2 separate regions of the Homo sapiens genome follow, and region 2 is linked to region 1. A link is an interaction called in ENCODE POLR2A ChIA-PET data of the cell type or tissue named here. Cell type or tissue: CD4-positive, alpha-beta T cell. All regions are shown on one strand. Each heading gives the region's core, and the rest is flanking DNA. Links, peaks and the distances in the headings are about the cores only.

Region 1 (2,925 bases), core at 301-2,800:
TATTAGACTTAATAGCATGGGCCTTTAGAGAATACATCAGTCCCCTTTACCATGGCCAGAGAAATTCAGCATCTACTTGAATACTTCCATTGGCATTCTTGCATTTATTCTCTAGGTGTAGAATCTCCCATCATCTGATCAGCAAAATGAATTGAACTCTCACGGCGGATTTTTTCTGCTACTTTAGCAGTGGCTTTCTTTATCAGCCATATTATATTTTGGTTTCACTGAGCTTTCTTTTAATCTTCTTCACATTTCTATTCTACTATACTTAATGTGCTTGGTTTTTGAACACAAGACTAGGACTTCACTTTGACACCTTACATTTCTCTTGTTATATTCAGCCCATCATTAGATATCAAAATCTTTTTAAAATGTTGATCCATTGTATCTACTGTCCCTCCAAGTGTTCTGTTATCAGAAAACTTGATAATCATACATACCATTTATCTGCAAGGATCTTACAAGAAACTGTTATACACAAGAGACATCTCAGAATCTCCTAGTTAGGGGCATGCCACTTTTAAAAAGCCCTCCCCACCCTGCTTCTAAGTGTCTGCTATACCACCCTTCCTTCACACTCAGGATTACCCCTCTGGAGTCTTTTCCCTTTAGGTTGACAACATTTTACGGTGGTTTAGCCACTTAGATTTATTTGATGTTATTTAGGATAGTAAACCCATATTGTTGTTTCTCACATGAATATTTTGAAACATTCTAAAATAACTGCCTGGCTAAAATCCTGGTTTGCTATAACTACAGCAGTGTTTTTAATATTTGAGTGGTTTGTTTTGTTCTTTGAGTTTTGCTGTTAGCTATAAAATCTCTATTTCGAAACAAAAATGTATGTGAAAAATTCTGGACGCAGATCCAGGTGGCAAGCCCCCCATTCTAGGTTTTTTTTCTATGTCCTCCTTGAAGCAGTTCTCAATGTGCTTCCATACGTTTCTTAAGGCTGAGTAGAACGCAGTTTGAAAACCAGCACAGTAATGATTCCATTTATTGAATGTTTTACATGCACTATCTCATTAATCCTCACAACTGTACAAAGTAAAGACTTATTATTTTTTTACTGATAAGTAAACTGAGGCTTACGGAGATTATATAATTTGCTCTAGATCAAAGTGCTAGTAAGTGACAGGTCACACCCTCTTCTCTGGCTCAAGAGTCTACCCTTTTATGCTGTGCTCCATCCTAATCCACAAGAGTTGAAAGTCATTGAACGCTGAAGGGAAGTTTGCATCCTCACTGTATTCCACAGTGTCTTTTCCAGTAAGCTTCTTTTCCCCCTGAGTCTTATACACTGGTTTTATTAATCTAGTCTAGAACATTCCCCAGAAATTAACATCTAATTTGTTGACTCCCTTTTTTTGTTGTTGTTGTTTTTTTTTTAAAGAACAGGGCAACATTTTTTCTTCTGTGGGCCTCCAGCCCTTCTCCCATTCCCTTGACTGCCTTAGCGATTACTCAGAAGCAGTCCGGGGTAATGTGTCTCAGTTCCCTCAGTGGCCTGGACTGTGGCCGTCTGGTCTCTCCAAACTTGAGCTCATTAAAAGTAGCTAGGTATTATCTTACTATCTCCTCATCAATCTTGAGCTTCTATTCCTTCTTGACCATGTTTGTTCCATGTTTTCCGTTTGAAGATAGTTCTCCTCGATAAAGAAGCTAGAAGAATATAGGATGAATGGTTCTCCTGCTCTTTGGCATTTTTAATATTGTAGTGCCTACTCCAGACAATAGGCCTGTCCCTTCATTACTTTATTGCTTCAGATATGCTCATCTTTCTGTGTTTTCCAAATATAAGCTGATTTGGAGAGCTGCCTTACCTGGTAGTCTTACTGGCTTATTCTATACATTCGTATTCTAGTTTTACTAAGTTACCTCTCCTATCTTTTGTACATATTTTGTCCTCACTCTCATCAACACTCTCCTGTGTGCCAGTTGTCTTTTTTTTTTTTTTTTTTTTTTTTTTTTTTTTTGAGACGGAGTCTCACTCTATCCCCCAGGCTGGAGTGCAATGGCGTGATCTTGGCTCACTGCAACCTCCGCCTTCCGGGTTCAAGCAACTCTCCCGCCTCAACCTCCTGACTAGCTGGGACTACAGGTGCATGCCACCACACCCGGCTAATTTTTTATTTTTAGTAGAGACAGGGTTTCACCATGTTGGCCAGGCTGGTCTTGAACTCCCGACCTCAGATGATCCACCCACCTTGGCCTCCCAAAATGCTGGGATTACAGGCATGAGCCACCACACCCGACTGCCCGTTGTCGTTTTATAACATCCCTTCCTCCTCCCTCTCTACCCCTGCTCTTCCTCCTCCCTCTCCACCTCTGCCCTTTTCTGCTTTCTTGGGGTTATATTTGTATTTAGTTTTAAAACTTTTTGTATCATATTTAGGTTTATTACAGCTTATAAAATAATGAAGTCCTATGGAAAAATAAAACAAATATAGACACCCTAAATTATTTTGCGGTATTCTCCCGTAGGTAAGACTTAGGGAGTGATTGACCCAGCAGGTCATCACAAGTCAAATGTTTTCTAATCTGTAGACACACACACCATTGTGTAACAACTGTTATAGAAATGTGAACTACTTCTGCATAATTTAGCATGGCTGTATTCATTTCTTTTGGAAAGCTTTAATTCCCATTTTGTTCCTACAGATAAGAAACAAGATGGAGCTATTGAGAATCGCAACAAAGGTAAATTTAGGAGGACAAAAGTACAGTGAGCTTGTTTTCATTATATCCAAAAATCTACTGTATACCATATTTATTCAAAAGTAAGATACATGTGGCAGGGAAAATCAACAATATACGTTAGCTTGGGTTAACCTTTCTTCCTGCCGGTGTCTTAGTCATGTCGTCACTGCAATGTTAATAAGATTTTAAGTATGATTTGTGGTACAGGTTGAGTATCCCTTA
Region 2 (2,925 bases), core at 305-2,804, 140 kb before region 1:
ATCTTTTGTTTTCTTCCCTCTCTTATTCATTTATCATGTAACATAAAATATATTGACTTTATATCACAGTATTTAAGTATTGTTAATTTTACATCATAGTATTTAGGCTATGGGATATCAAGAAGAAAAGTAAACATCACCCAAGGACTTTACCTCCTCTTCTGGGGAAGGGGTTACTGCATTGCCAATTGTATGCAAGATAGTTTTATCATGGTAGATGGAATTATTACCTTGTTATTTTCTTTATTTGGATATGAAGTATGCTTTAAGGAGGTGCATATGGGTGCCAAATTGACAAGGGGTGAACTTGGGATGTTAATTTTATGTGTTACCTTGACTGGGTCACAGGGTGCCCAGATATTTCATTAAACATTATTCTGGGTGTGTTCATGAGCAATTTTCTGGGTGAGATTAGCATTTGAATCAGTAGACTGAGTAAAACAGATTGACCTTCCCAATGTGGGTGGGTCTTATGGAAACTTTGAATGGTTTGAATAGAATAATAAGGTAGTGTGAGGGAGACTTCACTCTCTCTTCCTGACTATCATTGAGCTGGGATATCAGACTTCTCCTGCCTTAGAACTTGGACTCAGACTGGAACTTAGGCCATCAGCTCTTCTGATTCTCAGACCTTCCAACCTGGACTGGAACTATGCCATCTGTTCTCCTGGGTGTCCAGCTTGCTGACTATAGATCTTGAGACTTCTGAGCCTCCACAGAATTTCTTATAATCAATATATAAGAACCTGAGAGGTTCTGTTTCTCTGGAGAATCCAAAAGAATACAGTAAGAAATACAATAAATAAATGAATTATTAACATTCCCTGTAGCTAAAATATAACACAGGAATTAGGATATGGTAAGTGTCTGAGTCCATTTTCTGTTGCTTATAACAGAATATCTGAAACTGGGTAATTTTTAAAGAAAAGGAATTTGTTTCTTACAGTTATGGAAGCTGGGAAACCCAATGTCAAGATGCTACATCTAGTGAGAACCTTCCTGCTGGTAGGGACTCTCTGAAGAGTCCCAAGGCTGTGCAGGGAATCAAATGGGTAGGGAACTGAGCATGCTAGCTCATATCGCTCTGCCTTTTTTTTTTTTTTTATAAAGCCACCAGTCTCATTCCTGTGAGAGCTCATTAATCTATTAACCTATTAATTCATTAATCCATTAATGGACTAATGCACTCATGAGGGCAAAGCCCTCGTGACCCAATTCCCTCTTAAAAGCCCCCTGTCAGCACTGCCACATTGGGGATTAAATTTCCACATGAATTTTGGAAAGGACAAATATTCAGCCTAAAACAGTAGCTAAAAATATAGCAATAATAATAATAATAACAAGAATTAAATGTATTATTCTCTAATTATACACAAGATACTCTATCAAACTCTTTAAATGGACCATTTCATTTAATCCTCATAACACTATGTAATAGGTAGTACCTTTACAGAGAAGGTCACTGAAGTTCAGAGAGATTAACTAACTTATTAGGGTGACATTATTATAAACTTTAAAAAAAAATTTTCCCAAATAGAAATATCTTTCTTTATTATTTCTGTTATTTCAAATCAATCAACTAATCAACTGAGCAACAAGAATACACTGAGCTTGGTGTTATCTGCCCCAGGTGATTTCCTGTAAGGAAATGAAGCCACAGACAAAGTGCACAAATATCTTCCTGGCTTCAAGAAACATTAGATCAACTACTCTCAAAAACACATGATGCCTTCGGACAACCCTTCTATTTTTTACTTCTGTAACCAGTTATTTGCAAAAGAAAAAGTAAACTAGAAGAGCTGAATAATTACTAATTACAAACAACTATACATAAGGAAAAAATGAGTTTAAACAAAGCATTTTAAACCATGTAGTCCATTTTTTAAATGTGGAGTTCATGTTATTAGTAACGTGGGGATTACGTTTTACTCTAAAGGCTAATAAGTCTGTCCCTGGTAGACTTAATTAAAAGCACAAAAACAAAAACAGAACCTCTTTTTCTCCCTTTACATAGCTACCTAGGTCAGAGGTTGGAAAATTGTTTTTGTAAAAGTCCAGATAGTTAATATTTTAGGCTTTTGGGCCATGGAGTCTCTGTTGCAACTGCTCACCTCTGCCATTGTAGCATGAAGTCTACCACAGAAAGTAAGTAAATGAGTGAGTGTGGCTGTGCTATAATAAAACTGCCTTTGTAAAACCAGGTGGTAGATTAAATTTGGCCTGAGGGTTATAATTTACCCAATCCCTGATTTAGTCTAAGGTACCTCATTCCAAGATTAGAAAACATAAACAGAGAAGGACCAGTCTTTCCTCATTCTGATGGAAATTACTTATTGATGAAGTCTAAACTGTTGAATACTAACACTCATAGTGAAGAGTAAGTTGAGAAAGAGTAGAGGGAGCAATAATTACAAGATGATGCCTCAACTGGAGCGTATTATAAATAACAACTACAATACAGCCTAAGAAAATAATAAGAAAAGTTACCCTTTAAGACAGGAATCCATCATTTTACTCAATGTCATCTTTTATCAGCAGACTCTCAAACATTATTGGTTCTTTCACATAAATTCCACTTATCTACATATATCAATCTGCTCTAGAGCAAAGCAGGCTTGTTACTTGTTGCTTTCCCCACCATTATGGCAACTTGTGTGCTGAGACAGATAATGCCAATCAGAAAATATCCACAAATTAATTTTTAGATTATTTTTAATTATTCACCCAATTCCTAAGCAAGCTAATTTATTCAAAAGAAAATGTCCATAGTTGAGTTTCAAGTCAAAACAAATTGTCTTGGGGGATCTGTAGTGAAAATCTATGAGATTGTCTTCCCAGAACCAATTTCTGAGAATCAACTTTCACCCATCTATGTGGTTCCCGTGGTACTGATAATCCCACCCCTCAAGCCACTATTAAGTGGTT

What was found. ChIA-PET counts read pairs that join two places held together with the same protein. Peaks named below come from ENCODE experiments on the same cell type or tissue, not always from the same donor. Only the 100,000 strongest peaks of a DNase experiment are listed, where the experiment ranks them.
Region 2: POLR2A ChIA-PET joins it to region 1 with 6 read pairs; 2 of 35 experiments call an interaction of 5 or more read pairs at or near these places.

The regions. Positions count from the first base shown.
Region 1 is chr12:89,627,456-89,630,380 of GRCh38, reverse strand. ATP2B1 (ATPase plasma membrane Ca2+ transporting 1) reads left to right here. Exons shown (of 21, transcript NM_001366521.1): 7 at 2,665-2,703. Among named protein-coding and RNA genes, the nearest start is that of ATP2B1, 80 kb to the left of the region's middle. In CD4-positive, alpha-beta T cell, for the core only: no CTCF peak of the experiment used is centred there; no DNase peak of the experiment used is centred there.
Region 2 is chr12:89,765,357-89,768,281 of GRCh38, reverse strand. All of the region lies in intron 2 of LOC107984543 (a long non-coding RNA gene), which reads right to left. Among named protein-coding and RNA genes, the nearest start is that of ATP2B1-AS1, 58 kb to the right of the region's middle. RefSeq lists a silencer at 2,127-2,186. In CD4-positive, alpha-beta T cell, for the core only: no CTCF peak of the experiment used is centred there; a DNase peak (open chromatin) is centred at 1,641; H3K27ac peaks cover 694 bases.